2 separate regions of the Homo sapiens genome follow, and region 1 is linked to region 2. A link is a contact called in ENCODE Hi-C or POLR2A ChIA-PET data. All regions are on one chromosome and are shown on one strand. Each heading gives the region's core, a stretch centred on a gene start or an enhancer-like site at or near the end of the contact. The rest is flanking DNA. Distances are from core to core; before and after follow the strand shown.

Region 1 (6,056 bases), core at 1,557-4,056, 5.2 Mb before region 2:
AATCTAGACAATAACGGTCTTTGAAAGTCATGTTAAAAATCTACCTTAAGGTATGTCAAAAGAGTACAAAGATGAGAGTAGTACAAAGATGAGAGTAAGCCAGTGTCATAGTCACCTACTTCAGTAAATGGCAGCCAGAATCTTCGCATTTCTGTTAATAAGTTTTAAATGCCTCACTAGCTTTTTTTTTTGAGATGGAGTTCCACTCTGTCACTCAGGCTGGAGTACAATGGTGCGATCTCAGCTCACTGCAACCTCCGTCTCCCAGGTTCAAGCAATTCTCATGCCTCAGCCTCCCGAGAGTTGGAACTACAGGCCCACGCCACTACGCCTGCCTAATTTTTGTATTTTTTTTTTTTTTTTTAGTAGAGACAGGGTTTCACCATGTTGGCTAGGCTGGTCTCAAAGGCCTGAGCTCTAGTGATCTGCCTGCCTTGGCCTCCCAAAGTGCTGGGATTACAAGGGTGAGCCACCGTGCCCAGGCTCACTCTTTGGCTTCTTACTTTTATGGAAATATCCAAAGAGCATATGAAAAGTTAGGTCAGCTTTTGGACATAAGAACTTTTCTAGGCTGGGCACGATGGCTCATGCCTGACAATCCAGCACTTTGGGAGGCTAGGCGGGAGGATCACTTGAGCCCAGGAGTTTGAGACCAGCACAGGCAACATGGCAAAACTCTGGCTCTATAAAAATACAAAAAATTAGCTGGGCATGGTGGTATGTGTTGTGGTCCCAGCTACTAGGGAGGCTGAGGTAGGAGGATCACCTGAGCCTGGGAGGCGGGGGTTGCAGTGAGTTGAGATCATGCCAATGCCACTGCCACTGCCACTGCATTCCAGTCTGGGCAACAGAGACCCTGTCTCAAAAAAAGAAGAAAAAAAGTCACTATGTAAAAATGAAAAGCAGGAGGCCCTCAAAGGAAAAAAATTAACTACAAAATACCCCACATCAGAACAGGGTCTCAACAGAATAGAACTGGCAGTGGCAGGTGGTTTCCTCTGGGCATATTTTAATTTGCCACAATTTGCCAATTTACAATGAAAGGAAAACCTGGTAAATTATCAGACCCCCTAGACAACTGGGGAAACTGACAAATAAGTTTGTGCATTAGTTCATACAACAAATACTTACTGATTACCTACTGAGTACCAGGCTCTGTTCTGGGATTCAAGATAAACAATAGTAAGTTTCTGCTTCCAAGAGCTTATAAACCACACACATATCACACACATATATATATAAAGCAGTCAATACAATTGTCAGGATGTTGACCTGAAACAAGGGCTGGATGAATCACCAGTTATCTCAACTGAAAAAAATCAGTGACATAATTCCTATTAACTGAGATGGCTCAAAATTCTAAGCTCCAAAAAAATGTCTGTCACTCTGGAAGGATGTGTACCCTTGGGTCATTTGTGTTCTGGGTGTGGCAGGCCCAAAAGCATTTAACTGGGTATAAACTCAATTAAGGGAGGGCCTTCATTTAACACCTTACAGTTGGAATTTTACTGAGTACAAAGAGTTGGTACCACCTGCTGAAATGGGTGGCAAGTGGTGTCTATTGAGAATTGTAAGCAACCACAAACATCATGAATTAGCTTGTACAACTTGCTATGCCAGGAAGTAAGACTTGGCTCGGGGGAAATGTGGATCTAGAGTCTCCAAAAACTCATGGTAGGACCCACGGACCAGAATTTCAACAGCAGAGGGCGGTGCACCCGACTTCACAAAGAGTTTTACCGACTGGGGCCCCCCAAGAATGGGCAACTGGACTCCTGTACGAGCTGAAACGTCTTCAATGAACTCAACGATCGTCAAGTACACTAAATGTTCAGCGTTGGACTCATTTGGCTGTTTTCCATAACCTCTACTCTGGTCTGACCGTTAAATCTCCCTTGCGGATACTCTGACCTTACAGTTCGGAGGTGGGGACGGGATGGGGCGGGGGGGACGGGGGGTGCGGGTTCAGGGAAAGTGGGAGAATGAAATCAGCCTATCAGGCTTTCCAAAAGAATGCTTATCATTGGTTCTCAGACAGAGACTTAAAATTATAAGGGGGTCATTCCCCTGAAAGATAACCCGGTTCTTGCCAGTGACATCGCTGACAAACACTTCACAAGTTGGGGAGGGGGAAGGGGGAGGGGAAGAGGGTAAGGAAAACTAATTTTGTGGATTAACAGGAGTCCCTCTCAGGTCAAAACGGGGTTCCAAGGAAACCAGACGCCACTCCTTAGCTAAGTTTCACCCAAAGTCTACGACCCAGGCCGCTCGCTCTGTCCTCCCCCAGGTCTAGACTCCAAACTTTTTGCCCCTCTCACGGCCCCCTGGCCGTGGAACTCCTCCCGGCACGCCGGGTTCTGCTCACCAAGAGCCTCGAGGGCGGGCGCGGGCAGGGCCAGAGCGAGGGTCGGCGGCTCCCGGTCCCCCCCACAGCTGCCCGTACCTGTCCAGCATCTGCTGTAGGGCTTGGTCCGGCATCTTCCGCGGAGCCGGCGCACACGGCCTTCCCCAGTGGACCCGCTCAAGGCCAGGCCCAGGGACAATAGCACTGAGAGGCGGCGGAGTAGGCCGCAGTCCGGCGGCAGCCGCGAACCCGTCACCCAGCTTCCCGGGGCAGCTCCGCTAGCCTGGCGGCGGCGGTGCAGGGCCTGCGGGAGTCCGGCGGAGGCGGCGGAGAGCGAGGAGGAGGAGCCTGAGGCGGGGAGGCGGCGATCGCGGCCCGGGTTCCCGTCCGTCGGCCCGAGGTTCCGGTCCATGGACCGCGGGCGCCGAGTTGCTGCCGGCGGAGGAGCTACCTTTGTGAGGTAAGAGTCGCCGCCTCCGTGCGCGCCAGGGTTACGACGCAGGGCGGCCCAGAGCAGCCTGGGAGATGTAGTCTTCGGACCGTCTCCACTAGAGGCTGCACAGCCCGCCCGGACCAACGCCTCCGCGCCTGCCGCCGTCTGGCCGGCGCCCTCCCGTTTCCTTCCTCCAGGGGGAAAAAATGTCTTTCGGGCCGCTTTCCAGGAAGCAGCAGGATGCGCCGCTCCACTGTCGGTAGCAACAAGGTCAGCCCTCCCTGCCTGTTTGTTTTTGCCTCCGCTCTTGCCCTCAGGTGGGACCGAGCCAGGTGAGGGGAGGGGGCTGAAGGGCCATTTCTTATCAGGGTCCCCGGCCCCGGCCGTGGCGTCGGGGCGGTCAGTGGCGGCAGTGGGGGTGGCAGAAACTCCTTCCGAAGCCCCCGGCGCTGGAGCCAGCCTCTCCTGCGGCAGAGCCCATTTTGGGGGAATTACACCACCTCCGCGAGGGGTCGGTTGGTTTGGTGCGTGAGGTTCTTCTTGAGGGGGCGGGCAAATAGGGACTGCCTGGACCAGACAGCTTCCACCCGAGTCTCTCTGTGTGTTTGGGGCTGGGGAGTTGGGGGAAGGAAAGATGATTCTCTCCCTCTCCAGGAACCTTCTCAAATGTGCCTGGGCTTTCCAGGGCTCGCCGACAGTCTCCAAATGGAACACGTTGGTGAATAAACAGCTCTTGCTTACTCAGCTGTGGGTTGTCAGGGATGTTTGTTTCTCTCTCTGCTGCTGGTCACTGTTAACCGTTTCTAGTCGCGTTGACACCTTCAAGCAGGTGGATTGGGAGTGGCGGGGGTGGGGAATCAAAAAGGAGAAATCATCAGTCACTCCTTGGGTCAGCTTCTGACGTTCGAGGGATAGCTTTGGCGGGAGGAAAGAGCTGTCGGCTCAAACGAATGCGTTTTTTGGACGACCTGTGGCGTTTTCTCTAGGGCTGTGATTGGTAGGACGCTGGTAGTTTTCCCTTGATTATGTCTAATATCTGCTACAAGGTGTTTGATTTTTTAAAAAATGAAAATGTGTTTTTAAAGCTCTTTTTATATGTAGAATTTTACAATCAACTTTTCATTATCTGTTCAAAATTTGCGAAGTATATTTGAACTAGAGTGTTCATTGCTGGGAAAAAACAACAAACCCAAAAAATGTGACCAGAAGCTTACTTGGCCTCCAATTTTTGAAATATGTTTTTGAGAAACAGCACCCACCCCCCCCCACCACACACATACACACACACTCCTCCTAGGGAAAGAAAATGAGTATTTAGTTTAATCGGGGTGTCTAATATTTTATATATATTTGTATTATATATAATATATATGTATTATATAATATATAATACATTTATAATATATAATACATATATACATTTATAATATATAATACATATATATATATATATATATATATATTTTTTTTTTTTTTTGGTAGAGACGCGGTCTCGCCATGTTGCCCAGGCTGGTCTTGCAACTCCTGGGCTCAAGCGAGCCACCCGCATTGGTCTCCCAAAGTGTTGGGATTACAGATGTGAGTCACCGCATGTGACCAGTGTCTAATATTTTATTTAATTAATTCATTTATTTAATTAATTCATTGATTTTGAGAGATGGAGTCTTGCTCTGTTGCCCAGGCTGGAGTGCAGTGGCGCTGTCTTGACTCACTGCAAGCTCCACTTCCTGACTTCAAGTGATCCTTCTAGCCTCAGCTTCCCAAGTAGCTGGGACTACAGGTGTGTGCCACCACACCCAGCTAATTTTTGTGTTTTTTAGTAGAGATGGGGTTTCACTATATGTTGACCAGGCTGGTCTCGAACTTCTGACCTCAGGCGATCAGCCCGTCTCGGCCTCCCAAAGTGCTGGGATTACAGGGGCGAGCCACCGCGCCTGGTCTATTTTATTTTTTTGAGACGGAGTCTCGCTGTGTTGCTCAGGATGGAGTGCAGTGGCACTATCTTGGCTCACTGCAGTCTCCTCCTCCGGGTTCAGGTGATTATCGTGCCTCAGCCTCCGGAGTAGCTGGGATTACAGGCTCGCACCACCATGCCTGGCTAACTTTTGTATTTTTGGCAGAGGCAGGGTCTCACCATGTTGACCAGGCTGATCTTGAACTGATCTCAGGTGATCTGCCTGCCTCGGCCTCCCATAGGGCTGGGATCATAGATGTGAGCCACCGTGCACAGCCCGGTGTCTTAACATTTTAAATTATTATTTTTTGCTCCTTGTGCTGTGTCAGTCTAACCTTATTGTGTACTTATTTCTTAAGCAGTTGTCAGCCATGGGAGTTGGATATATACTTCCTGCTTAAAAACAGAATTTTATCCCAGCATATGGATTAAGTACACTAGTACAAACTCCAAGATTCTAAGATCTTAACCAATGTTAGAATGTCTGTTTCAACTGAAATTGGAAAATATGATACCTTTTGTTGATAGCAAAGACTTGTGCACCTTGACCTTATTATACCAACAAATGGATTTTATGTTTGCATTTTTATGAAAAATCAGCTTTCTGGCTGTGTCAAAAACCTTTTAAAGTAGAAAAAAATCCTGTTACTGGTCTAAAGAGTGATTAGCATGTGACCCAGTAATTCCACTTCTAGGTATTTTCAAGAGAAATGAAAACATGTCTACACAAAATCTTGTTTGTGAATGTTCATAGCAGCATTATTCTGGGTTTTTTTTTTTTTTTTTTGAGACAGAGTCTCGCTTTGTCATCCAGGCTGGAGTGCAGTGGCGCCAGCTCACTGCATCCTCAGCCTCAGGGGCTCAAGCACTCCCCCTGCCTCAGCCCCCCAAGTAGCTAGGACTACAGGGGCGCACCACCATGTCTGGCTTAAAAAAATTTTTTTTGTAGAGATGGTGTTTTGCCATGTTGCCCAGGCTGGTTTCGAACTCATGAGCACAAATGATCCTCCCACCTCGGCCTCCCAAAATGCTAGGATTACAGGCATGAGCCACAGCACCTGGCCTACAGCATTATTCTTGATAGCCAAAAAGTGGAAACCCAAATATCCACCAGTTGATGAATGGATAAACCACATGTGGTGTATCATACAATAGAATATTATTAGGAGAAAACAAGGAATAAAGTTATGATACATGCTATAACATGAAAGAACCTTGAAAACATTATACCAAGTGAGAGGAGCCAGTCACAAAGACCACATATTGTATGATTCTGTTTGCATGAAAAGTCAAGAATAGGCAACTCCATAGAGACGGAAAGTAGA
Region 2 (6,130 bases), core at 870-3,369:
CCTCCTAAAGTGCTGGGATTACAGGCGTGAGCCACCTCCTTAGGCCCAATTCCACCTTCTTGAATTCAGGTGAACAAGTCACAGAAGAAGCAAAGTTAAACATTTATTTTTCTGAAGGCTAAGGTTATAAAGAACAACAAAAACAATAAAACTAAGCTTTTAAAGATTTTTCCTCAGAACATAAACAAATAATTTAATCCAAAAAGAAAAATATTTCCATGTTTACTGATGCTAATCATTTTATTCTGAAACTCCGTGGGTTTTTTGCAGGAGTGGGGGATTGCAATGTAAGAGAGTAAAACGATAATACATCCAGAAAAAAGGAAATTTGATACCTTAATCTTTTGACCATCAAGGAAAATTCAGGATTCAGGTCAGAGTACATTTTTCACTGAAAAACACAGTGCAAATACAATTAATGACAATGACTTATTTAGCAAGTAAGGTAAAATATAAGTTCCACCTGTATGAAAAGATAATTTTGACTTTGAGAGTACACTTAGATGAATGTCATTTAACAGATCCAGGTTGTCACCTTATATTTTACACAATATTTCGAGAACTAAGAACTTTCTCTTCCATATTCTAAAAGATGAATAACATGAACATATCGGGAAGCACCATCGTTTTGCAGGTCCAATGGGTGTCATTTTAAAACCACCCAAGTACACTGAGACCGCTAACGCTAGTAATGTGGTGTTTGGCAGCTAGTTTTAATGACTGTCATTAGAGCTTTATTTTTTATTTTCTTTTTATAGAGACGAGCCCAGGCTGGTCTTGAACTCCTGGCCTCAAGCGATCAGCCTGCTTTGGCCCCCAAAGTGCTGGGATTACAGGCGTGAGCCACCGTGCCAGCCTCGTTAGTTTGAAAAGCACCAAAAGCTATCCATAGGAATGTGAACTTTAGCATTTCCTATCAAGTATGTATAAATACATAACTGAACCCTCATACAGCATAAAGCTTATAAATCATATACTGAGGCCAGGCGCGGTGGCTCACGTCTGTAATCCCAGCATTCTGGGAGGCCTAGGCGGGCGGATCACTTGAGGTCAGGCGTTGGAGACCAGCCTGGCCAGCACAGCGAAACCCCGTCTCTACTAAAAATGCAAAAATTAGCCGGGCGTGGTGGCGCGGGCCTGTAATCCCAGCTACCCCGAGGCTGAGGCAGGAGAATCGCTAGAACGAACCCAGGGAGGTGGAAGCTGCAGTGAGCCGAGATGGTGCCACTACACTCCCGCCTGGGCGACAGAGCAAGATTCCATCTCAAATAAATAAATAAAATAAAAAATAAATCATATACTGAACCATTTAACAAATACATATATTCCTGAGAAAGAATTTCCTGGGGGCATTATCGCATTTCTAGTTTCCTTATTTTAGACTATTTCAGAGGGAGATAGGGTCTCCCTCTGTTGCCCAGGCTGGGGTGCAGTGGAGCTATCGTAGCTCACTGCAGCCTCGAACTCCTGGGCTCAAGCCATCCTCCAGCCTCGACCTCCCAAAGTGCTAGGACTAAAGGCGTGAGCCACCGCGCCGGGCCGGAGCCTCTGTCTGCAAAGGTGAAGCAGTCAGTACTGTGGGGCGACACAACCACGACGTGCGTAACTATGCGATCTCCACACTGCGGAGCAGTTGAACGGGACAATAAAAGCTCGCGTGGTGAGAGCTTGTGGGCGAGTGACTCCCTTCCAGCTCACGCCAGCCACGCATAATCCAACTCCGGGTGCCACGCCGCTCTCTGCAGCCCTGGCTGGTGACGCCGAGCCCTCAGCCCGGCCTTACGCGGCGGCGGCTCTGCCTCGCTTTCCTGCCCACGTGTCAGCCCCTGCACGCCCGGCCCCGGCCTGAGGCCGCCAGAGGACAGGCCAGGGTGGGCCGCCCGTTCCGAGGGCGCGCGGGCGGAAAGGAGGGGCGCCCGTGACTCACATGACCCGGTCCCCGACCAGACCGCCAAGCCTCACCCACGCGGCGCTCGGGGGGACTCGGCCTCTGAGCGCCCTACAGAGGCCAGCCCCCGACCCCGACCTCCCTGGGCTACCCCCAACCCCCCTGAGGGACCCCCGCGGCGCACATACCTGAGAGCCCCGCCGGAGGCGGGTGCGGCCTCCGGGCAAATCCGGCCGCCCGTGGGCCCGCCCCGACCCGCCCCGACCCGCCCCGACCTTCCCCTCCCTGCCCCTCCCGTCCGTTCCCCTCCACTCTCCTCCCCGCCCTTCCTCTCCCCTCCCCTCCCTTCCCCACTGGCGCGCGAGCGTGCGCGCCGAGCCCGCCCGCGCCTGCGCGCCCCCGACGCCCCGCCGGCGCGCGCTGCCGCCAGCGAGGCCCGGGGAGGCCGCGGCGGAGGCGGAGGCCCGGCGCCCTGGGCGGCGCCCTGTCCCCGAAGTCCGTCCTCCCCGTTAGGTGGCGAGCGCCCGAGGGGAGGGGACAGCCGGGCAAGCAGGAAGCTGCGGCTTAAAAGGGCAACCCGCGCGGGACCCTTCCTCCCTAGTCGCGGGGAGTCTGAGAAAGCGCGCCTGTTTCGCGACCATCACGCACCTCCCCTCCGCTTGTGGCCATGTACCGCTACCTGGGCGAAGCGCTGTTGCTGTCCCGGGCCGGGCCCGCTGCCCTGGGCTCGGCGTCCGCCGACTCGGCCGCGTTGCTGGGCTGGGCCCGGGGACAGCCCGCCGCCGCCCCGCAGCCGGGGCTGGCATTGGCCGCCCGGCGCCACTACAGCGAGGCGGTGGCCGACCGCGAGGACGACCCCAACTTCTTCAAGATGGTGGAGGGCTTCTTCGATCGCGGCGCCAGCATCGTGGAGGACAAGCTGGTGGAGGACCTGAGGACCCGGGAGAGCGAGGAGCAGAAGCGGAACCGGGTGCGCGGCATCCTGCGGATCATCAAGCCCTGCAACCATGTGCTGAGTCTCTCCTTCCCCATCCGGCGCGACGACGGCTCCTGGGAGGTCATCGAAGGCTACCGGGCCCAGCACAGCCAGCACCGCACGCCCTGCAAGGGAGGTGAGCGTCGGCCGGGCCCCGTCCCGCCCTCCCTGCCTCCCCTGCGGCCCTCCCCTCCGGCCTCCTGCCGGTGCGGGGCCGCTGCTCAGCCCAGCCCAGCCCAGCTGGAGCGGGCCGGGTCCCCGCCCGGGTCACCCCGCCTCGGATGTGGCCGGCTCTGTGGATGGTGATTTTTCCGCCTTAAAATCATCATGCGATTGGCCTGCCCCCTCCCCCGCGCCGTCACCCCGGGCCTCTGTATATGCTGATCTTGCATGCAGAGTAGACGCTGCACCGGTCTCCTTTTGGTCCCGGTGTCTGTGTCACACACGGCGGGTCCTGCCGAAATGCACTTCTAGGAAAGGGAATGACCTGCCCGTGTGATAATGCCTCGTCAGTGTTCTTGGGCTTTTGTGAGTCTCCCCTAAATGCAAGCTGTCAAATTATTTTCTGGTATTTGTTCACTCCTGTTCCAATAGTGACAGATGATATCCGAACATAGAAAATGACTTGGCTTCTAAGTTTGAAATCTAGACAGTTTTATTAACCAAAGGAATTTACTAATCACGCGTTAATCGTTTCAATTAAGTAATTTTCCCATTCTGACAAGTTCTGTTTTATACCAAAAAAAAGGAAAAACACAAAAAAATCACAAGCAATGTAATATCTCTGACAAATAAACACCTGGCGTCCTGACAGTAAATTTACAGGTTGTAGGCTGCGGATGGCCAGCCAGCCAATGGAATGAAATAGCTCTGGGGGTGTGTACTGGTCCTGGCTAGCCCTGAATTTGAGCTTCAGGAAAAATATAGTACGTGAAGAAAGGGGTCAGATAATGTTTGGTAGTCACTGGGTTATCCTGTGGTTTAAATCATTTAATGTCTGTAGATTTGGCCTCTGTAGTCAGATTGCTTTCTTCGAGCAAATAAGAGCTTTTTTCCCCCCAATACATTGCATCATACCTCTTTAGTAACATAAAATGGAAAGGACAAACCACTTTTGTCTACTGTAAAAAAGAAAAATTATATGGAATAAAGAGCCCAGGGAGGCGAGGAGTCTTGTTGGAGGTGGATTGGCTGAGAAGCACAGAGGATGTTGGGCTAGACCCATGTCTCAGTAAACCTGGTTCTGTGGTCTTTCAGTTATGCCCGCTGACTTATGAGGATTTTTAGAAATCCTCTCTGTACCGGAAAAAACTTGAGCGGTGCTGGTGTTCCCAGCAGGGGGGACAAAGGTTGTTTTTAAAGATTTACTAAATTTGCATTGACCCCGCCCACTTCTAGGACTTAACTTTGGAGCTTAATTATCCCCTAGCTCTGGTTGCCTCAGCCAAAACCAATGTTTGAACCACTTTGACCTCTGATTTCCTTTCTAGCTTCAAAATTGTATAAAATGTACACACCGTCAGTCTCCTACATTTGCCTGCCTTCTTCCTACCACTCCCTTATTATCCAAACCAGGAAAACAAGTTCAGACTCCAAAGAAAGGCAAATAAGGATGTTGGAGGAAGTTCAGGCAATGTTTAGCAAATATTGAGTTGCATCGTTTTCTTAAAACGGACATCAAGTTTATTTTTTACTATCTTGCTGGCAGCATTTGCCAGTCCTTTAAAAGGTGTACAGATAAATCAGTGTATGTGGTTTTCTGCAGGATGATTTGGTCTCTGAAATCCTTTTTCTTCGATTCTTCAGATGCCCAGCTCTCTCCTGTTTTTATAAGTCGCAGCTCCGCAAACTCACTGAAGCAACTCGTTTACCATAGTTTGTGAGTCCTCTTTCTCTTGTTGCCACAGCAGTTTTAATGCCAAAATATTGAACCTAGCAACAAATTGGGTCAGCCATACCAAAGCACTGTTACTGTAGCACTTGCTTGTACTAGAGTGTAAGATACAATTTTCTGTTCCGTTTATCCCATTTACAAAAAAACATGCTATTAACCCCCAGCATATAAACAGGGAGAAACTGAATTGTTACTAGTAAACTGTTGCAAGCATTGATAGAACATCAAAGAAAATTGGCCTCTACAAAGTGACAAATTTATTATCTTCAGGAATTTGAAAGGCTTTCTGGATTGGGGAAGATTACATAGCTATGAAAGCCCTTAAATATTTTAGTTTGCTTAATAAACAGTATACTAAACAGATGATCAGCAAAATTTGGGTACTATAGCCTTCCATGCTTTGTGTTCAAGACATCCCCAGATCTATCTACCCATTTATCACCCTTGTTTGCAGAGAATGTGCATTGTAAGAGAGACAGGTCTTCTTTCTTAAAGCTTTTTTAACGTCTAAGAAATTGTTAACCTTTGTAGTCCCACTCTAGTCTTAGAAACACAGAATATATTAGGTGATTGAGATTTTTTTAAATGCTTTGGATAATCCCTATGAAATTCTGTCTTTCCCTCTTAAACATATTTTAACACGTTCTTCTTACCTCTCCCCACTAACCTGTCTTCTCTCCCATTGGTTCTTTGCCAAAAAAAAAAACCTCATCTGCCTCTCTCCACCCTTTTACCAACCTTCAGCTTTCTGTATCTCATTTTCCCTCAAGAACAACCTTATCCCTGAGTTTTCTAAATTAAAATTCTTGAGGTTGAAGCAAAGCAACAATCTAGCAATAATCTCTAAGGGAAACAGATGGTTATAAGACTTGGTGGCTGATGTGTACTTTTTCCAAGTAAATATTTAATAATACACACTGTTTTTGTGCTTTTCTTTTCCCAGTTACTACATGTACCTGAGGCCGTTAGATTTGTCTGTGTTAAGGATTTGAAAGGGTAAGCTAAAGGATCTGAAGGGAAGTTTAAGTGAGGCCTTAAAAATATTTCCAGCAAAGGGGCATAGTGTGAGAATATGCGACTGATTTGAGAAGACTGGTTCAAAAGTTCTGGTGGGTTTGGAAATATTATCAAAGATTGTTCTATTAACTTTCCCAGAGTAAATTATCTGTATTTCATTTGCTATGGTTCTGCCTGAGACCAGTCTACCTTTTTAGAAGGAAGTTTATTGTTTTAAAGTCAGTTTGGAGGGAAAGTACAGATTGATAATAGCAATTTATTGATGGTAGGAGTCAATTAACTTTCTCTTCCAGTCTGCCCCCCCCCAGTTGTCTTGATATTAAAACTATTAAAATTCCCTATCACTGATGCTACT

The links. Hi-C counts contacts between places; a loop is a spot of excess contacts on that map. ChIA-PET counts read pairs that join two places held with the same protein, here RNA polymerase II (POLR2A). Pooled maps may share reads with other maps.
Region 1: a pooled map shows a loop between it and region 2 (18-fold over the local background). The contact joins the promoter of MARCHF5 here to the promoter of SHLD2 in region 2. A Hi-C loop is called at or near these places in 8 of 50 pooled maps. POLR2A ChIA-PET finds 5 or more read pairs at or near these places in 2 of 52 experiments (GM12878 and WTC11).

What each region holds. Positions count from the first base shown.
Region 1 is chr10:92,287,917-92,293,972 of GRCh38, reverse strand. It overlaps MARCHF5 (membrane associated ring-CH-type finger 5), which reads right to left and starts at 2,806. Exons shown (of 6, transcript NM_017824.5): 1 at 2,444-2,806. The coding sequence starts at 2,478. It overlaps CPEB3 (cytoplasmic polyadenylation element binding protein 3), which reads left to right and starts at 2,895. Exons shown (of 10, transcript NM_014912.5): 1 at 2,895-3,047. RefSeq lists enhancers at 1,866-2,444, 3,392-3,601 and a silencer at 2,582-2,831.
Region 2 is chr10:87,091,195-87,097,324 of GRCh38, reverse strand. It overlaps SHLD2 (shieldin complex subunit 2), which reads right to left and starts at 2,119. Exons shown (of 10, transcript NM_001330112.2): 1 at 2,077-2,119; 2 at 336-391. It overlaps GLUD1 (glutamate dehydrogenase 1), which reads left to right and starts at 2,482. Exons shown (of 13, transcript NM_005271.5): 1 at 2,482-3,000. The coding sequence starts at 2,556. RefSeq lists enhancers at 1,469-1,528, 3,933-4,470 and silencers at 1,571-1,828, 1,749-2,448, 2,569-2,708, 2,909-3,248.